2 separate regions of the Homo sapiens genome follow, and region 2 is linked to region 1. Evidence: chromatin loops called from intact Hi-C (ENCODE). Cell type or tissue: dorsolateral prefrontal cortex. All regions are shown on one strand. Each heading gives the region's core, and the rest is flanking DNA. Links, peaks and the distances in the headings are about the cores only. Region 1 holds the start of LOC105370765 (a long non-coding RNA gene). Region 2 has its middle 18 kb from the start of NANOGP8.

Region 1 (10,964 bases), core at 1,033-9,032:
TAGTAGAGACGGGGTTTCACCATGTTGGCCAGGCTGGTCTCTAAACTCCTGACCTCGTGATCCGCCCACCTCGGCCTCCAAAAGTGCTGGGATTACAGGTGTGAGCCACCGCACCCGGCCAACTGTAGTCATTTTTAAGTGTATAATTCACTGGCATTAAGTGCACTCATGTTGTTGTGCAGCCATCACTGCTATCCATCTCCAGAACTTTTTCATCATCCCAAACTGAAACTCTGTACCCACTAAACAATAACTCCAAGTCCTCCCCTCCCCTCAGCTCCTGATAACCACTATTCCACACGCTGTCTCTATGAATTTGGCAACTCTACATACCTCATATAAGTGGAATCATACAATATTCCTCATTTTGTGTGGCGTATATTTTATTTAGCATAATGTCTTTAAGGTTATTATTGCATGAATTAGAATTTTATTCCTTTTTAAGGCTGAATGATATTCCATTGTGTGTATGTACCACATTTTGATTATCCATTCATCTGCCAATGAACATTTGGGTCACTTCTATCTTTTGGCCATTGTGAATAATCTTACTATTGATGCACAAATATCTGTTCATTTGAATCCAGTCTCCTGACCAGAAAAAAAAAATAAATATCTGAACTCATGGCGGCGGCAGCGGCAGCTGTTTGGGCGCGGTGCGGTGGTGACTGAGCTACGAGCCTGGCGGCGGGTGCGCGCCGAGCCCCGGCCCGGCCCCCGCGTGCCTCCCAGGCTCCACACCCCTGATGCTGAGCGGGTGCTGAGCCCGCTCCGGCCGGGACGATGGTGAAGTATTTACTGGGCCAGGGCGTGCTCCGCAGTTCCTGGGACCAAGTGTTCGCCGCCTTTTGGCAGCGGTACCCGAATCCCTGTGGCAAACGTATCTTGACGGAAGACATAGTACACCGGGAGGTGACCCCTGACCAGAAACTGCTGTCCCGGCGACTCATGACCAAGACCGACAGGATGCCCCGCTGGGCCGAGCGACTGTTTCCTGCCAATGTGGCTCACTCGGTGTACATACATATTGGAGGACTCTGTTGTGGACCCACAGAATCAGACCATGACCACCTTCACCTGGAACATCAACCACGCCCGGCCGATGGTGGTGGAGGAACGATGTGTTTACTGTGTGAACTCTGACAACAGTGGCTGGACCGAAATCCGCCGGGAAGCGTGGGTCTCCTCTAGCTTATGCGGTGTCTCCAGAGCTGTCTGGGAATTTGGTCTTGCCCAGTTCAAAAGCAACGTGACCAAGACTTTGAAGGGTTTTGAATATATCTTGGCGAAGCTGCAAGGCGAGGCTGCTTCCAAAACACTTATTAAGACAGCCAGGGAAGCCAAGGAGAAGGCAAAGGAGACGGCCCTGGCAGCTACAGAGAAGGCCAAGGACCTCGCCAGCAAGGCGGCCACCAAGAAGCAGCAGCAGTAGCAGCAGTTTGTGTAGCCAGCCCATCACCACCACAGCTCCCCAGACAGTTGGCTTAGCCCCTCTGCCCTCCCTCCATTGTACTTTATCATTAAAAATCAACTTCCAGCCCTATCTACTGTCTGGGCGGTGGGTTGTGGGGAATCCAGTTTGACATCTGCAGTACACCAGGCACGTGATCCACGTTTGAGCCACGTCTGCTTATTCTCCCATTGGGCAGCTGCAGACCGAGGAACAGAGGGGCAGTGACTTGACCCGGGCTCCAGGTAGCCTGCAGGTAAACTGGCACTAAGTGCTAGACTGTAAACCCCACAAGGGCAGGGCTCTTGGTTTTGTTCTCTGATGTGTCTCAATATCTAGCACATAATAGGCACTCAATAAATACTTGTTGATTTCAAAAAAATAAATAAATAAATATCTGTTGAAGTCTCTACTTTCAGTTATTTTTGTTTATATACTCAGAAGTCGGACTGCTAGATCATATGATAATTCTGTTTAATTTTTTATGGAACCACCATACTTCAACATGAATATTTTTACAGGATTAATGCAGCAAAGCTTAAATGCAAGTAATCATTATCCTCACTGCTGGTTTTAGTAAAATAATTAAAACAATTCACACACACTGTTTAATAACTTATTCGCAGCCAGGCATGGTGGCTCACGCCTATAAAATCCTAGCACTTTGAGAGGCTGAGGTGGGTGGATTGCCTGAGCTCAGGAGTTCAAGACCACCCTAGGCAACATGGTGAAACCCCGTCTCTACTAAAATACAAAAAAAAAAAAAAATTAACCGGGCATGGCAGCTTGCGCCTGCAATACCAGCTACTTGGGAGGCTGAGACAGGAGAATCACTTGAACCCAGGAGGCAGAGGTTGCAATGAGCCGAGATCGCGCCATTGCACTCCAGCCTAGGTGACAGAGCAAGAGACTCCGTCTCAAAAACTAAATAAATAAATAATAAATTTAAAAAATAACTTATTTGGTGGAGTAAATATCTTGCAAAAGTTCCGTTGTTTCCAGTCCTGGATATCTGTAGCCATATGTGCTCTTCTCTTTCTCTCTGGAAGCTGTCCATTGATTTTTCTTGGTGATTTATGCCCTCTGATTCTTAATTATTAACTATATTTTGATGGCAAAAATCCAAAAGCAGAAGAATTATCTACTGTGAAATTTGTTCATCAAAATTTGGGTTCGCATTTTCCTTTGCCTGTACTTTTTACTTATTTCCTCATACAAGTCAGAAATAAATGACAGTTATGATCATGGTCTGTTAACTTTTGATTTTGGTAGTTTATTTTGCAGTATTTTTCCATCTACATTTGTAAGGAAACAACTTACTTAAATGGTTGGAGGTCTTTTTTCCTCCTTTGATTATAGTACTGTCAATTGTGTTTTCATTTGGTTTTATGAGTCTTTTAATATAAAAATACAAACATTGTCCATTATAAAAAAGATTTTTCAAAATCCTTCCAGATCAAAAGCCTAGCCCAAGTATTCAATGTCCATTACAGTTATGCATTAGTGAGAAATAACTTTTGACCTCAAAGTTTTTATAGGAATCAAATGCCAGACAAGCTGTTTTGTATGTCTCATTAATAGCAAAACTGTGGTTTGCTTTATAATGTCAGTGGGATTTATAATGTCAGAGAGATGAGGTGACAAAGGATTAAAATAAAATTCAGTGAAACTTTTTCCCTAACATTTTATTTATGCATAAAACTGAAACCCAGTAATGACCCATATTTCTGTATTTACCTAATTCTGAAAATATAGCATTGCATGTTGTGAAAGTATAATCAAATTAGGAATAATATTCTTATCTGGGGCCATGACGGTATATTCCTCCAAATTTGAAATCTGCTTAAGTTTCTCAGCTGCGTAGCCTTAAATCAACTCAGATCTTTAATTGTGTGAGTTCATTTATTCTGAACCAAATGTAATTTCCCTTTTAGGGAGGGATTGCCTTTAAAAGGTTCATTAATAAAATCCTAATGAGGTATCTTGGATGTTGTAGAATACTGGTGTCATTTTTATGAGTTTAGAACAAAAGGATACAAAATATACAGATAAGATTACCTATCAAATACATGAAGGCAAAATGTTCCTGACAAAGTCAGAACATTATAAAATAGTTGAAAATGTTTCCAGTGCCTTCAAAAAACACCAAAGCAATTATTGCTGATACCTTATGAATCAAAGGTCTTGTTTTTTCATCATGAACTGAATTCAGCCGGCACACTTTTGGACAAAGAAATTGGCACTCCTTGTTGGATTGAGAACCTAGATGACCTTATGCCTCTAACGTAGAGGATATAAATGGTCTATTTGTGCAACTATGCAAATATGCAAATACAATGAATGCCAATTTATAAAATGAAAGGGCTAGTTGAATAAATGTAAATATAAAAACAGTAACAGGGACTCAAGGTCTGTAATAAATTAAGGCTGAGACTAAAATAGAAATCAGATTGTGGATAAATAATCATTGTAATAATAGCAGAACTTGAGCCCAACAACAGTAAAATTTTACATAAGGCTATTAGTTGGCATCAAATGGAGGATCAGTGATAATGGGAAGCATAAGAAGGGTATACAAATTTTAGAGGCTGTTAAAATTGTCAAAGGTCAAAATAGTTTTTTAAATGTAGTGACAAATCCATTCCCTAGCTAGGCTCACACATCGTCTTGTGCCCATTGCACAGTTTCAAATTAGCATTTTACTATGCTCTGACATCTGAAATACTAATAGACAAAAATTAGAATAATTGATCTGCAAAGAATCTCAAGAAATTATACCTGGTCTGCCCCCCAAACAGGAGGACACCTAAGCCATTTAAGATAAAATATGAATTCTCTAATTTGTAAATCTTCAGGAAAATTGCTGCTGCTTTTCTTTCTGCTGGTACATTTATCTGTCTGGCTTTGTGACCTCTGAGTTCAGAACATAAAGTATAACCTTGTTTAAATTAAATCTTCCTCTTTTCTTTATTGGGTCCTCAAAACTGCTGAGTTGATTTTAATATTAAAACAAATAAACAAAAATCCTACACCTAGCTTGTAACTCTGCATGACAAATTCCAGCCCAGGTGTTTTATGATCCAGTGAGAAGTTCTTGAAAAATGAGAAGAAAGAGAGGTTGAATTGTAACATGGATACATTTTGGACTGGATGCCAGCCACTTGAATAAGGTATGAGCGTTTAAGCCTAAAAACTGACTGTATTTTCCTTTTCTTATTTGAACATGCAAAACCTTTTATTTTCATAATCAAGGCCAAATGTATTTCATACTTTGGACTTAAACCAAAACTCAAAAGGAGGATGAAAGAGCATTACCCATGCAAGCAATAGATTTGAGGCCAGTTTTAATTGAAAAGAAAAATCCCACCATCTAGTCATTTTTAGAGCATGAGTTGCATTCACCACACAAATCCTTCATTATTCATACATGGCAGTATGTATTTAATGATTAAGTCTCTAAGGATTTATTTGATAGAATAATCTCCTAAATTTCTTTTTTTAAAGGGCAAATGAAATGTGGTTTTTAATTCTTTAAAGAACAAGTTACAAAGCGTGTAAAAATAAAACACAGGCTCTTAGTTTTTAAAACTATATCTACAATTTGCCTACCCATTGGTTTGTTTATCTGGCTATCAGTAACATACAGACTTGATCTACTAATGGCTAATTATGCAATTGTTTATCAGCTCATTTGAAACATTTTGAGATTCAGTCTAGCTCAGCAAATTACTGTGCTTAAGGCAGTTCTACATTCTAGAAAATTATAATATCCCCAGAAGGCAAAGAATTAATAATAAAAATCCTCTTTTGTAAAAGATTATCATTGCAGAGCAAATGGAGCAGATCTTCCCTATCCTACTGCATTTAATATTCTCATTTTTCCCCTGAAACTTTGATGGAGAGGCAATGAGAATATCTCTGTTTTATTAACTTATTAAGAGGCACATTTATAGAACTCGTGCACTGTATTGATTCCTAAAGCTGCACTGCTGCTAAGAGCCAATAATCACAGCAGAGCAGGATGATTCCATTTGTTATCCCAGAATGTTTCTGATACTCAGTAGAGCCCAAATTTTCACCCAATTCAGAAAGCCCAGTTTTTTCACTTCTCTCAGCCTCAATTTATTCATATGTAAAATAGGCGTAATAAAACAAAAGGCGGCCTCTGGATGTTGTGAGAATGAGATAATGCAGTCAATACACCTAATACAACGCCTGTAGATATTAAATACTGTTAGTTTTTGTCATTATTATGGTTATCATCATCATTACCTCTTGTGGTTCAGGAATCAAATAAAGATGCATGCATTTAAGTAGCCATTTGCCTATGTAGTTATGTAACTTCTCAGTATAAATGTTTTCATGTCAGCTGAAAGTTTAAAATGAACTTACTGTAAGCCCCAGCACTATTTAGCCCAAAACTGCCTTTCCAAGCTAATATCAAATCAGCCAGAATAGGTGGGCTACTAGTATGCAACTGGGATAAATTGCCTAGACCCTGGTTTGGAATTATCCAACCTCATAGCAGCTGGGCTTGATAACATGATATTTTAAAGGCACTTGGTGCCTCTTCTACTGAACTGTGTCAAAGAGTTTTGAACTTTTTCTTCATGACTCAGATTTTGTAGTGGATTTTACCACCTTCATTAGCACTACATTGGATCATCATATTTTAAGAAGAAAAAAAGTCTTTAAAAACTACCCAGATGCCTTACCTAGAACATATGAGACTATTTGCTTTATGGCATTATTTGCATAGAGTATATGTATCATTTCATTTATCTGTCAACCAGGACTACTTTTTCACTTCCTAGTAAGATTTGGTGTGCTACCATTAGCTTATAAATATGGCCGGGTGTGGTGGCTCACGCCTGTAATCCCAGCACTTTGGGAGGCTGAGGTGGGTGGATCATTTGAAGTCAGGAGTTCGAGACCAGCCTGGCCAAAATGGTGTAACCCCATCTCTACTAAAAATACAAAAATTATCTGGAGGTGCTCGCTTGAACGCAGGAGGCACAGGTTGCAGTGAGCCGAGATCGTGACACCTGGGCGGCAGAGCGAGACTGTGTCTCAAATAAATAAATACATAAATACGGCTGAAGCCCTGTGTTTTTATTTTAAACATACTGCATCTTCTGTATATTCAAGGAGTGCGGTTAGTAAGTGCTACTTAGAAGCCAGCCCTAGCGCTAAACTTTGGGGGTAATGGTGGCCCAACTTCCCCTTGCAATTCGTGGCTTCTAAATATCTCTGCCTCTCTTGATTCAGTAAAACAACTAATGTTGCAAGGCATTTCAACTTGGTGAGCAACAAAAGGCTATGATGTTTTCTTTGCCCCCAAAATGTGAAAAGCAAACTATCTAATCAGTAGGGACTAACTCTATCAGTTAGTTTCTTTATTGCACTTCATACCCATTGCCTGACTTTTTCCTATTTCAAAATTTGCCATCAGTTTTTCCTGAATTTGAAAACTCCTAAGAATAGGCTCTTCTTTATTGTTCTCCAAATTTTCCTAGGGCAAATAAAATCCATTACAGGGGGTTACATATGTAGAAGAGTAAAATGGGATCAGAAAAATTAAAATTTCATGTAAGGCTCAGAAGCCAACAGCTGTACAAGTTGAGACCTGCTGGAAAGCAGTGACTCTGAAATAAATTCTTACTCTGTAGACGAATAGGACTTCAGCATGCTACAGGATAATGTTTTGAGCTCCTTCCAACACTAGAAACTGTTTGAATGGGTTATTTTTACTCTACTTATTATAGAGGTGGTTTAGAAAAAGCTAACCTGCAAGGGGCAAAGTGTCTTTCACCAAAGGTTGCCAGAATCTCAATCAAACCCATTACCATGGGCCGTGAAAGCACCACCTTTTCATCACTACCATCACAGCTGTGGTCGTGCTGTTGTTATTGTTGAATCTCTCTGTTCAGCTTTTTATAATTATCATAATTCACCCTAATGTTATGTGATTAGCAGCCTCTGTTGTGGTGAGAATTACACACCACTCACATAGCGTCTGTGACCTTTCACCCCTTGTGGAGTCGGCCAGGGCTGCATTGGCTGGGAGACAAAGTGCAGAAACCCACAGAGCACCACCTGCACTCTCTCAGGCTGGGGGATAAATGGAAAATTTTACCTTCCAACTGTATGTGTTGCTCTCCAGGCAGCCATATTATGAAAGTTCGATTCCTCCACCTCCCTATAAAAACTAATTTATTCTCATCCTAGGAAGATTTTTAAAGGATTTTGTAAAGTATTGCTTTACAGCATTGATACAGAAGGCAAAGTGACTCTGTTAATACAAAGATAAGAGTTCTTTAATTTTATTTGCAACATCATTAGATTAATTGTATGTTGGACATTCAAAGAAGAGATTTGGGGAATTTGATGCCTCTTTGTTTTAGACTGAAGTCAGTACACATGTGATGAGACCACTGAGTGAGAACAGTTGGCAAGAATGTACAAATAACTAGCCATCCTCTTTATCTAATGAAATACGTTTTCTTCCATGCTAGTGTCCTAAGCTTTGTGGAACATTGTTAATCATAAACACTATCGGAATCTGTTATTTAATTTCACAGACCTTTCAGATCATAGCAGCAATTGGTCAGAATTAGAAAATAATTTTCATGCAACTAATGTAAGATGAAAAGTAGTAAAGAGGGGATTTAAAAAATATATGATAAAATAGGCATTTATAGAATATTGCTATGTACCACTTCTATACTTTCGACAAGATTGACAGTATGTAGCATGATGAGTTAAATTTTCTTTAGCACAGTACAAAATCTCTGCATTTTTTCTAATTACCACTTCCTACAAGTCAGCGCAAAGAGGAATAGGCTCACTTGGTTCAGCTCAATTTCCACAGCTTGACAGGCATTGATATCAAAATTAATTCTAAGATGAAACTTCATAAAAGAAAATCCTATTTGACAAAAAGAACTATTGGGCTTGAATCACAGTTGCATTTGCATTGTGAAATCCCTTTTTTATTGTATAGGAAATAATGCCTAAGGAGAGATTGAATATCCAGAGAGAGTTCATTTGAGGCATCCTGATAGTATCTGCCATATGCAAGTAAAGCAGAAGACGTTTTTATGACATCTTCAGAACTTGAAGATTGAATTACAGTTTTAGTAATCATCAGTTCCCCTTCTCCACTGTCACTTTTTGGTAATATATTGCATAGAAAAGACTTATAGTACCGGTTTTATAAGCTTGCAATAAAAATATAACAACTGTTGTATTAAATTATTTAAGTTGTAAACCATTGTGAAAAAGGAGAAAAAGTTTTATCGACATGGAGGCTGAAAAACTGATTATGATGGAGAGCAAAATGTATTGTACTGATTACTCCCAAGTTTTTCCCTGGTTTAGCATATTGTAAATCTTCAGGGTATCTTTCAAATCAAGGTCTGGGTATGAGAAGTTCTTTTATTTATTGATAATTTAGAACTGGCCGGTGGCAAGAAAAAAAATGGTACCTGTGTGTTTCCAGGTTACCAATTTATTTTAGAAGAGTTATAAATGCAAATAAACTAAGTAAAAAAGAGGTAATATAGACTCAAGTAAATGTTTCTTTTTGATGAAAAGAAACCTAGTAAATATGAAATAACTACATTTACCCAGGGAAATTTAGACTCTAGAGATCGTCTAATGTTTCTAGAAATATTTTTTTCTTACCTTATATTGGTTTTATGGGCACTTATTACCTCTACTATTTAGCAGACTACCATTCTGCTACTGTGTGCAAAGATTCTAGGCTAAGATGTTTTCTCCTCTCCAGGCGTCCTCCATATTCACTCCATTGGAAAGTCTACCCTTCCAATGTCAGACTTCTTCAAGAACTTTCTGTTAATCAGTGCCTCCTTTCCCTTGTGTTTCTAGCCCACACTGGGAATCTAGGTGCATTCTCTGGCTTGCTCAGAATGTCAGCATCCCATATTTATGCACTCACACTCTTCCTCAGTGCCCCCAGGATTGCTGGACACTGAAACATGGTTCATATCAGGCTCTACCCACCTCCCTCCTACACACACACACCTTGGCCACCCAGAAGAAAGAAGGAATTTCCTTGACTAAATAATCAGATTTTATTTCTCTAAAGGAAATTAGAATAGGGAAGACACGTATTTCTACGTGGTAAATCGAATCACCCAGGGGATGCACAATAACTGGGGGTTAGTCCATTCTTTAGCATGATCCAAGACAATAAATCAGGCACTCTTACTTGATGCTGTAAATGATTTCTCCCTCTCACCGAGGCTCAACAGCAGCAAGCTGGACATATTCTCACTTTGATGGCAGTGATATTACTAATAATGTAACTTATAGGTGTCAAGAACTGTATGTTATTTAATCCTCGCAACATCCAAATAAAATAAGCATTATTCTGATTTTACAGATGAAGAGATTTAATTCTTGTTCAAAATCACATAACTAAAAAGTATTAAAAATCAGAATTCAAATTAAGCACAGGGCACTTGAGGGCTTACCAACTCTACTACACTGATAATGTAATGATTCCATCTCTAAGTCACCATCACCAAAAGGAAAGAATAGGATAAGAAAGAAGTATGGAACATGTCATGTTCCTCTCTGGATTCTCCCATGCATTCATTTGTCACACATTTCTTGAGTGCAGGTAATATATCAGATTCTATCCTTGTTCTGTAAAGATAAATAATTTATAGTCACTGCCTTTATTATTCATTGGGAAGGAAAACCGGTGAATGATTGAAGTTCACTATGATGATGTAATTGAAATGTATACAAGGTGCTATGAGGACACTGGAAAAATTTAAATTCCAAAGAATTCAGTGTTTTTACTTAGTGATGGCCTTCTCTAGGACAACAGTAAATCCCCTAAGGGTGAATCCAGCAGCTCTTTGTCCTCAGCTAAGACATTCTATGAATGTAACTGTCTGCCTCCCGCTCCCTGGACTGAGAAGGAAGCCACTTAGCTAGGTCAACTCCACTCATTTACCTGAAACCAAAGGAGCTTCCTCCTTCTTCCCACACCTCTAGCTTTATGGCCAGGAGCACTCAAGTCAGTTTGGAGCAATTTGGGTCAACAATTTGGAATTGGAAGATAATTATCTTGGGCTACTTCCCTGACATCTGGAATCCAGGAAGGCAAATTTCTTGGTTTAATTAGATCCCCCACACCTTCCTTTCTGATCCCACAGCAAAGATACTTGAAATTAAGTAGCCACAGATGTATGGATAACTAGTACCAAAGCCACCAATTCCTGTGGGCATGACCTCTATCACTGAGACATTCTGCCAAGCTGGCTTCATTGTATGGACATGGCCCAGTAGTCAAGAACTATACTGTCTTCTACACAACATCCAAAGATCACCATGACCCCCCACTGAGAATAGATCAGAAAACACTACATGCTTTTCATTCTTTTTCTTGAGATAGAGCCTCACTCTGTCACCCAGGCTGGATTGTAGTGGTGTGATCTCAACTCACTGCAGCCTCTGCATCCTGGGTTCAAGTGATTAT
Region 2 (10,964 bases), core at 1,156-9,155, 50 kb after region 1:
CCAGCCTTGCCAACATGGGGAAACCCCCGTCTCTACTAAAAGTACAAAAATTAGTCTGGTGTGGTGGCACATGCCTGTAATCCCAGCTACTTGGGAGGCTGAGCTAGGAGAATGCTTGAACCCAGGAGGCAGAGATTGCAGTGAGCTAAGATCATGCCATTGAACTCCAGCCTGGGCAACAAGAGCGAAACTCCGTGTCAAAAAAAAGAAGAGAGAGAAAAACAGACACTGGGGACTACTAGAAGCAGGAGAGAGGAAGGAGGACAGGGGCTGAAACACTACCTATTGGGTACTATGCTCAGTACCCAATAGGCAGTGGAAGTAATAAGAGTAGAAGTTAAAGATCCTGGGTGATGGGGTCTTTCATACCTCAAACCTCAGTGTCATGTAATAAACTCATGTAACAAACCTGCACACATACCCCTTAAATCTAAAATAAAAGTTGATATTATATTTTTAAAAAGTTTTTAATCTACACATGGGATAAAATTTTATGATATTTCTCACACATACTCCCACACTTACAGTACATGTAAACACTAATGAAAATATGCAACTAAAATCTAACCCAGCAATTGCACTCCTGGACATTTATGCCAGAGAAAAGAAAACACAGTCACACAAAAACATGAATGCTCCTAGTGGCTGTATTTGTAACAGCAAAAAAAGTAATCAGCATCAATGTCCTTCAACAGGTGAATGGTTAAATAAACTGTGGCGCATACATACCATGAAATACTACTCTGTAATCAAAAGGAGGAAACAATTGATACACACAAGTTGGATGTATGTCCAGGGAATTTTGCTGGGTGAAAAAGAAAGCCCATTCCAAAAGATTACAGGCTATAGATTCCATTTACATAAAATGACAAACTTACAGAGATACACAGCAGATTAGTGGTTGCCACGGGTCGTATTGGGATGGGGGATCCGGAGGAAAGTAGGTGTGGTTATAAAAGGGCAAGAACTGTTCAATATCTTGATCGTATTGGTTGATACACGAATCTACATGGGTGATAAAATTGTGTAGAGCTTAATACAAACACAAACGAATAAAAGTAAAATTGTTGAAATACAAATAATGTCAGTGGATTGTATTGATGTCAATATCTTAGTTGCAATATACCATAGTTTAGCAAAATGGTAGCATTGGAGGATACTGGGCAAAGTGTACAAGGGACCTTTTTGTATTGTTTCTTACAACTGCATATCAAAATTATCTCAATAAAAATTGTAATAAAGGCCGGGCGCGGTGGCTCACACGCCTGTAATCCCAGCACTTTGGGAGGCCGAGGCGGGCGGATCACGAGGTCAGGTGATCAGGACCATCCTGGCTAACACCGTGAAACTCCGTCTCTACTAAAAAAAAACGTACAAAAAATTAGCTGGTCGTGGTGGCGGGCGCCTGTATCCCAGCTACTCGGGAGGCTGAGGCAGGAGAATGGCGTGAACCCAGGAGGTGGAGCTTGCAATGAGCCGAGATCGCGCCACTGCACTCCAGCCTAGACGACAGAGCAAGACTATGTCTCAAAAAAAAAAAATTGTAATAAAAAGAGAAAAAAAAATCCATGTCACTCTTTGTGAGCCCAAAGTGGTCTAAAAACTGCTCAGCATGCTAACATGTAAATTCTACTTATTTAAAGTAGAATTGTGACGGTATATACTAAGCCTATGTTATAGTTCTAGTAAAAAATAACAAAATCGGCAGTTTTTCAACTCAGTGTCTTTGACTTGGTTAAACAAATGTGTAATTATTGTCAAAATTTTCCTCAGGGAAATGAATATATCATTTTTGCACTTCTTGTATGGTTTACCAAAAAGTTGAGTAACTGCAGATTGCATAATTGAAGGAAGTTTTGAAAATGAAAGCTGTAGGTAGGTGAAGTGGCTCACGCCTGTAATCCCCGCACTTTGGGAGGCCGAGGCCGGCGGATGACCTGAGGTCAGGAGTTTGAGACCAGTCTGGCCAACAAGGCGAAACCCTGTAAATTAGCCAGGCATGGTGCCGTGCGCCTGTAATCCCAGCTACCCGGGAGGCTGAGGCCTGAGACTCGCTTGAACCCAGGGGGCGGAGCTTGGAGTAAGCCGAGATCGCACCCCTGCACTCCAGCCTGGGCAACAGAGCGACACTCCGTCTCAAAAAAAAAAAAAAAAAGAAATATAGAAATAATGTCTCCCTCCAGAGCAAAGGGCAGTCTGCTTACTGCCCATTATAAAAGATTCAGGTTTTTTAAGCTTAGAGTTCTTCTCCTAGAGCACAATCCACCATTTGCTGGCACCCCTTGAAACTTCAGGCCAGGGGAGCTGTACAAATGTACTCATGCTCATGCTGCTGGCTGAGCCATGAGTAATAATGTCCTTTGCCTCTGACCCAGAAGTCTACTGTCTTCTGCCAGCATCCAGAAGCTTGGAAATAGAGCAAAATCTCAGATCTATTACAGGTCTTCAAACCTTATACGATTTAAAGATTAAATGAGTTTGTTTGTTTGTTTGTTTGTTTATTGAGATGGAGTCTCACTCTGTCGCCCAGGCTGGAGTGCAGTGGCGTGATCTGGGCTCACTGCAACCTCCGCCTCCCAGGTTCAAGCGATTCTCCTGTCTCACCCTCCAGGATAACTGAGATTACAGGCACCCACCACCACACCCAGCTAAGTTTTTTTATTTTAGTAGAGACGGGGTTTCACCGTGTTGCCCAGGCTGGTCATGAACTCCTGAGCTCAGGCAATCCACCCGCCTCAGCCTCCCAAAGTGCTAGGATTACAGGTGTGAGCCACCAAGCCCGGCCACGAGTTTCTTCATTTAAAATGCTTAGCACAGCCAGGCGCAGTGGCTCATGCCTGTAATCCCAATACTTTGGGAGGCCAAGGCAGGTGGATCACGAAGTCAGGAGGTGGAGACCATCCTGGCCAACATGGTGAAACCCCATCTCTACTAAAAATACAAAATTAGCCAGGCGTGGTGGTGCATGCCTGTAGTCCCAGCTACACAGGAGGCTGAGGCCAGAGAATTGCTTGAACCTGGGAGGCAGAGGCTGCAGTGAGCTGAGATCACACTACTGCACTCCAGCTTGGGCAACAGGCAGGACTCTGTCTCAAAAAAAAAAAAAAAAAAAAAGTGCTTAGCACAATTCTTGGTACTTGGTAAACATTCAATAAATGCTCGCTCTACTTACATTATAACCATCAAAATACAGGTATGCCACTGGGAGAGCCACGTAAATAAATGTGTGTGTGTATGCTTGAAATCCCCCGAGCAGGAATTTAGTCCTGTGGGTTAAGGCTTTATATTTCAAAGTGTATGCTTTTATATATTCCAGGTACAAGGGCCCATAGGGAGATTACTTTCATAGCTGTTCTTTGCTATGGACACCTCATAATCTATCCACATCCCCTGGTAATCAATGTTCATTTCTCATAGCAGAGCCTGGCAAGGGAAATCTTAGGAGGTGTTCATTTTACGTGATTGGAAGAGAGATTTTGAACATGAGTTGTTGTCTAGGTAAACAAATTTGAGTAGGACCCAAGAATCTCATCATGAGAACATGGTATGTATTTGTCTTGCTCACAACTTTATTCCCAACATCTAGCACAAGGTCTAGCACACAGCAGAAGCTTAGAAAATATTTGTTGAGTGAGTGAATTTCTATGACAGAAAGAAATTCAGGGGAGTCTTTCTTTTCCTTGGCCATCCAGAAATAGATGTCTGAGTTATTGAAGTGCCCCGTCCTCAAATTATCCCTGCCAAACTTGGCAACCATTTCACCTACTGAAAAGAAACTCCATCAAAAATCTAAGATAAAAAGAAATGATAAAATAACAAAACAAACTTTTGACCCACTTTGTTGTGCATTGGAAGGCACGCTTTGGCAGACAAAAAGGCTCAATGCTGTGTAATTGTCGTCAGTGTTTCACTTAATATTTTAATGAGCTGAGCAACTGACATTTTGACTGAACACATGCCTTTGGTGGCTCTTGTTGCTAAGCAAAAGAGTGTATAAAAAGCTTGTTGTCCTTTTTTTTAAAAAAAAAATAATTTCTTAAAACGCAAATACATCCCAACTGCCACTTGGATTTCTACAGAGACAATTCCTGTCATCCTTCCTCCTTCCTGCCCAAGCCAGCTCTTCTCATCATTTCCTCTGCTCCCGCAGAGTTGCTGAGTTGGGTTCCACGCTCCTCTGCTAGTTCCTGGATTCACAGCAGATCCTTCTGAGCCAGGACATGTCTGCCAGGACAGGCAGTGCCATTTTTAGCTATTTCTCTCCTCTCTTCTCCTCAACCTTCCACAGAACAACATTTGTACATTTATTTTAATATTCCTTCTTCTTTCAATTCAGCTGGCTGTCTTAACGTTTTCTCTACATCTGACACTTCTACCCATTTGCTCCATGATTTTCCCTTTTTTCTCCTCTCTTTTTTCTCCTTTCATTTTCCTCTCTCTGGTAGGGGTGGTTGGTTGGAATTCCCACGATGATCAAAAGGCGATTTTTGAGAAACAGGGGAAATGGGTGATGTGCAAAATCGGGAGGGAATCACAGCAAATGGAATACTCTTTAAGCAATTAGATATTTGTATTCTTTCTTTGCCAGCCCTTGAAAATAAGCATTGTAATTATCCCGTCATACAGATGGAATAACTAAGAACTAAGAGGTTAAACAACCATCCAGCTGGGCACTGTGGCTCACGCCTATAATCCCAGCACTTTGGGAGGCCGAGGTGGGCGGATGATGAGGTCAGGAGATTGAGACCATCCTGGCCAACATTGTGAAACCCCGTCTCTACTAAAAATACAAAAATTAGCTGGGCACGGTGGCACACGCCTGTAGTCCCAGCTACTAGGGAGGCTGAGGCAGGAGAATCACTTGAACCCGGGAGGCAGAGGTTGCAGTGAGCCGAGATCACGCCACTGCACTGCAGGCTGGGCGACAGAGCTAGACTCCATCTCAAAAAAAAAAAAACAAACCGTTCAAGGTCTGACAGAGAGTAAATGGCAGGACCAAGATTTAGACTCAGGCAGTGTGACTCCAGATCCCACTCTTACCACTGTCTTCCACTATCTTGTGTGAGCTGAGATGTGAATAGGGATGAATATAAGTGACAGTAAACACATAGAGGAGAGGGCAAGTTTGGGGAACCGTAACATCCACAGAGAAGTAACCAGGAAACAAAAATCTAGCAAACTTAAGAGGCTCATTTGTGACATCGTTTGGGAGTAGAAAAACATGTAAGGTTCATATTTGGGAGATTTGGGTTGAAATGACACTTTCATTCCTTGTTAGCGTGTTATTTAACCTCTCTAAGCCTCTATTTCCTCATCTCTAAACGGAGATAGCACACATTTCACAGTTTAATGGCAAGGATTTTTAAAAGATAACATGTGAAAAGGCTTTGTAAACTGTGGAGTTCTATGCAAATATCTTTCTTCCTCTTGGCTTCTTCCCGTCTGTAACAGAAAGTAGATTTCAGAATAGGGACTCAAGAAGCAAATGCAGAATAAAGGACGCTCCAGGAAGCTGGGGCAATTCTTGCAGGCAGTCTGTAGTCTAGGAGTTACTCTTCTCTAGCCTGAACTCTGGGAGATTTATGAGACCCATCCTATCTCAGCAGCACAGAGAAAAAACAGTTTTGCCAAAGGCATTAAACATTTTCCTACTGGAGGAAAGTTGCACTTTTAACCTCCAGCATTTTTTGAATTGTATGAAATACAATGAGAACAGAAATGGCCAAAACAAAGGAATACCAAACACTACACTTAAAAAACTGAACTTTTAGAAAATATGGAAAAACTCCGGAGTTTGTATATCAGCTCTCATCAAATGAGATGGGGAAAGATGCAAGGTGGCCATGGGACATGGTCTGGAATAACAGCAGAGGCTGATCAGTAGATGAGCAAGTGGTCCTTGACAGGTGAAGATCTCAAGCCCAACACAAGAGCCACCTCCCCCAGCCACCAGTGGGTTTTAATACAGGGAACAATTTGGAGCCATTGGCAAGTCAGACAATACTAGCTGGCAGAAAATTCAATCTATCGCATTTTGAGGACTTCTCCCCGTTCCTAAAGCTCTGGTCTAAGTGCTAAAGACATAGCAATAAGGACAGGAAGCTCACTACCCTCAAGGAGCTTACATTCTAGGACCCAGCTGGGTGGGGGTAAGAAGTCTAAATGAAGCAGATAATGTCAGAGAAAGTGCTAAGGAACACATAGGAGATGCTCAGTAATATTTCTTAAATGGATGGATGGATAAGTGAGGCTTAGGATTCTCTAAAGACCATCTTTGTACAATGAGGCATTCAAGCCACCTGTCTTAATTGAGAATGCCATTTAATACATTCATTCAAATTCATTTAATCATTCAGACAACCGTTCTTTTTTTTTTTTTTTTTTTTTTTTTTGAGACGGAGTCTAGCTCTGTTGCCCAGGCTGGAGTGCAGTGGCAAAATCTCAGCTCACTGCAACCTCCACCTCCTGGGTTCAAGCGATTCTCCTGCCTCAGCCTCCCAAGTAGCTGGGACTACAGGCACCCACCACCACGCCCAGCTAATTTTTGTATTTTTAGTAGAGACGGGGTTTCACTGTGTTGGCCAGGCTGGTCTCGAACTCCTGACCTCATGATCTGCCCACCTCGGCCTCCCAAAGTGCTGGGATTATAAGCGTGAGCCACCGCGCCCAGCCCAGACAACAGTTCTTAAGTATCTATTACATGCAGGCACTATGCTAGGTCCTAGGGATATGAAGAGAAAATACACTCCAGAGACCCAATAACCCTTTCATTAAAAATCAGCTTCTACCGACTCTATTTGTTCTATCTTCTGCCAATTTTGCCCACTTTCAGATTCAGCCTGAATGTATCTCCTGCCGGGAGAGCCATAAAAGGCTCTGTGCCAAAAGGCTTGCAGAGCCTGGATGGCCCAGAATTCCAATCTAGGCTCAGTAATATGTGACATTTTCACAAGGCAGGTGGCTCCATGCTGGAGTTTCCCATCACCCTAGAATCTCACGCTGAACTAGTAATGAACAGGAGTTCATCATAAGGTAGTGTAGTGACCGATTCTCTCCCAGTCATGAGCACACTTAACCATACTGTTTCATCTGTGGCTGGGTGACCCAACAACAGAATATTCTAGAAGTCTAAGTCTGACCTCTGTAAAGAGGAGTAGGAAATTGTCATAGAGGAAGAGTCCTACTTGCTGCAATTTCCACAGGGTAGGAAAAAATCCTGTCACTGCCATATAGGGCCCCTTACCACTGGCTGTCTCTGGACTTGCAACCATGCATAGATACACACACATAATTAGAATAGCCTTAGCCATCTTATTATCAATATTAAAAAAAATTGGCCAGTACTTTTATTTTATTTATTTATTTATTTTTTCCTGAGAGAGAGTCTCACTCTGTCACCCAGGCTGGAGTGCAGTGGTGCAATCTCAGCTCACTGCAACCTCTGCCTCCCGGGTTCAAGCGATTCTCCTGCCTTAGCCTCCTGAGTAGCTGGGATTACAGGCGTGCACCACCACGCCTGGCTAATTTTTGTATTTTTTTAGTAGAGATGGAGTTTCACAATGTTGGTCAGGCTGATCTCCAACTCCTGACTTCATGATGCGCCCACCTCGGCCTCCCAAAGTGTTGGGATTACAGGCGTGAGCCACCGAAAAATTGGCCAGTTCTGTAGTGTCTTTTCCTTTCCGAATTTCATGATACTGTTGAGAAAAGCCTGATCTTTCTTGCCAAGATACAGCACTGTCTTCCCAGTGCCTGTTAATCCTCTTTTATTTTATTTTATTATTTAAGTGAAGAAAGCTTACTGAGCTGAAAAAAACATTTAGATTGTGACTTCAAAATTGTGACCAGAGAAGGCTGAATTTGCGAGTTGTTTAAAGAAATGAAAAGCAGCCCAGATGAAAAGCTGGAAAGGCTCAGGAAGAAACACAGGTGATGGGAAAGGAAAATAATCTACCCCCAGGCTGAGTAGGGAGCAAACCGAAAAAGACAATACGGAATAAGACCACATTATGTCTAACTGAAAATTGTTGTCAATCTTTCCTCTCCAAAAAAAAAAAAAAAGATGTTCTAATATGTAAGAATAAATGCATGTGTCAAATGGGGTTGTTTGCAAACACTCAATTATTATTGCACAGCAGGAGCACACGGCTCTCTTACTCTCTCTTTTGAGCTGGGTGACAACGACAGGAAGAAGACATCTAAAACATGTTTACATTTTAGCAGAGAGGCCTTCTGGAGGAAAGTCAATCCATAAATCTAAGACATAAATAAACAAGCCACCATCTTAGGCAATGTTCTTGAAAAAAGGACAGGAGACAAATCCGCCTTAAGTTGATAGGTTGACGTTGGAAAAGCGGACCTGGATTCTGTTTGCTTCAATAGAGGACCATAATTGCTGTTCTCTGTAACCTCAGGTCCTCCCCTCCTGGCACACACACCCATGGACCCTTCCCAGAGATCAACATGACTACCTCTGCAGCATGTTGAGTTATGTCGTTGGCCTCTTTGGCTCAGCATTAGTTGTGGAGCCTAGGAATTCGTACGTTGGATTTTCTGGATATGCCTTGGTTTGATTTGTTACTATTCCTTTGCTTTAAGTGGTAGAATCTGTTTTTCTTTTTTTTTTAATTTACATATATCATAATAAGCCATAAGTAAGAGCAGTAATGTGACTAATACAAATTTTACATTCTATAATATTATTAGTATGAACTTTGGTAACCCTATGGGGTGATTTTAATTTTGTTTTGACTGTTAAGAGAACTGATTATGACTTAAACTCTTCTTCAAGATAAAAAATTCTATTATGAACCCTAGATTCAGTACTTCAAACAGGAAAACCTTAGCTTTATTTTGGATACTCAGTGAAGTGATATATTCCTGGACAAATGAGGGGAGAGAAGAGGGCGGCAGGGAGGGGGAAGGGTCTTGAACGCAACTATTCCTCTAGATCAGCATCTCTATATCAGTTCTTAAGTAACAGACCAAACTCAGTCGTAAATGGTTTGTTCTGAAAAATGCAACTGAGTATTTTCTTAAGGAATGAAGCCTGGGAACAATCAAATAGACCAGAAGGGTGAGAACTATTTTCTCTTCAGTGGTTAATTCAGTGCCTGGCATAGAAAAAGTATTGTATAAATTATATATATATATTTAATTTAACTTAATTTTATTTTTTGAGACAGAGTCTCGCTCTGTCGCCCAGGCTGGAGTGCAGTGCGGCGATCTTGGCTCACTGCAACCTCTGCCTCCCAGGTTCAGCAATTCTCCTGCCTCAGCCTCCTGAGTAGCTGGGATTACAGGCATGAGCCACCGCGCCCGGCCTAAATAATATTTTTAATGAATGGATGTGCCATTATCCTCCATTAGTATATTTATCAAGCATCTAACAAAACACCAAAAATTGATTGAGATCAATCACCACTGTATTTAAAGTTTTCAACTTGCCCTACTAACAATACTTTGTCAGCATTCCAGGTGGATGGCAGAATGAACTGACTTACCCTTCATGGCCTGGCCTCTTTATCTTTAAAAGCTGAAAGATGGCCAGGTGCGGTGGCTCACGCCTGTAATCCCAGAACTTTGGGAGACTGAGGCGGGTGGATCACGAGGTCAGGAGTTCCAGACCAGCCTGACCAACCTGGTGAAAGCTCATCTCTACTAAATACAAAAAATTAGCCAGGCGTGGTGGTGCATGCCTGTAATCCCAACCACTTGGGAGGCTGAGGCAGGAGAATTGCTTGAACCCAGGAGGTGGAGATTGCAGTGAGCCTAGATTGCGCCATTGCACTCCGGCCTGGACAACAAGAGAGAAACTCCATCTCAAAAAAAAAATTAATTAAAAAAAAAAAGCTGAAGGATCAGTGGGGCACGGTGGCTCACGTCTGTAATCCTAGCACTTTGGGAGGCTAAGGCGGGTGGATCACCTGAGGTCAGGAGTTCGAGACCAACCTGACCAACATGGTGAAACCCTGTCTCTAATAAAAATACAAAAAATTAGCCAGGCTGCGGTCCCAGCTACTCGGGAGGCTGAGGCAGGAGAATCACTTGAACCCAGCAGACAGAGGTCGCGGTGGGCAGAGATCACGCCATTGCACTCCAGCCTGGGCAACGAGAGAGAAACTCCGTCACACACATACACACACACAAAAAAAAGCTGAAGGATCCCTCACCTATAAGACCAATGGGAGTAGAGGAGGGCTGTCTTATACTAGTCTAGGAATCCTTTTTTCTTCCATTGCTTGTCACTACATCTCCACTTTCTGCAGAAGGGCAGTGACATATCTCAAGTCCAGAGAAACAAAGGTCTGGGAAATTTACAAACCACGCATTCATCCCTTGAATCATATAATGTCTAAGACAAAGTATGAGTCAAAGAGAAAGGGTAATCTTCTGTTGATGTTGGCTTTGCTGTGTTTTATTTTATTTCATTTTATTTAGAATGCCTTGTTTAGAATGTGAGTGCTATACTTGTATGCCACCAAGAAAAAACCTTCTGTACCTCAAAAGATTTTTTTATTTGATAGAAGCAATAAAACATACAAGACTGCTAATACATTCACTTGTGAGCTTCTGAAACTTCTCTGCCCTTTGCTTCTTTGCAGCTGTAAAATATGTTTTGCCCCAGTACCACCAAGACCATGAGCACACTCTGCCCTCCACAGCCACTTTGAGGCCAAACATGATACTTCACTCCATTTAAAAAAAAAAAAAAAAAGAAAGAAAGAAATCAAATTTCCAAAGTGTTAATGATTAGTCTAGATTTCTGAGGCATATTCTAGAAAGACAGATGTTATATGGCACAGCAGTTTCACTAGAAAACACCAACCACCAAGTCCTCCTCTCTGCTTACCACTGGTTCTCAAAAATACCCAGGTGGGGCCCATCCAGACTAATAGAATCTGAATTGCTGAAAGTGAAACTCAGGTTTCCTAGTTTTAAAAACTCCCCAGGAGATTCTAATG

The links. Peaks named below come from ENCODE experiments on the same cell type or tissue, not always from the same donor. Only the 100,000 strongest peaks of a DNase experiment are listed, where the experiment ranks them.
Region 2: it touches region 1 in a loop (6-fold over the local background); 2 of 110 quality-filtered maps call a loop at or near these places.

Annotation. Positions count from the first base shown.
Region 1 is chr15:35,111,904-35,122,867 of GRCh38, reverse strand. LOC105370765 (a long non-coding RNA gene) reads left to right here and starts at 6,512. Exons shown (of 2, transcript XR_932103.4): 1 at 6,512-10,964. It also overlaps the pseudogene PRELID1P4. In dorsolateral prefrontal cortex, for the core only: no CTCF peak of the experiment used is centred there; no DNase peak of the experiment used is centred there.
Region 2 is chr15:35,062,266-35,073,229 of GRCh38, reverse strand. No RefSeq gene overlaps it. Among named protein-coding and RNA genes, the nearest start is that of NANOGP8, 18 kb to the left of the region's middle. In dorsolateral prefrontal cortex, for the core only: no CTCF peak of the experiment used is centred there; no DNase peak of the experiment used is centred there.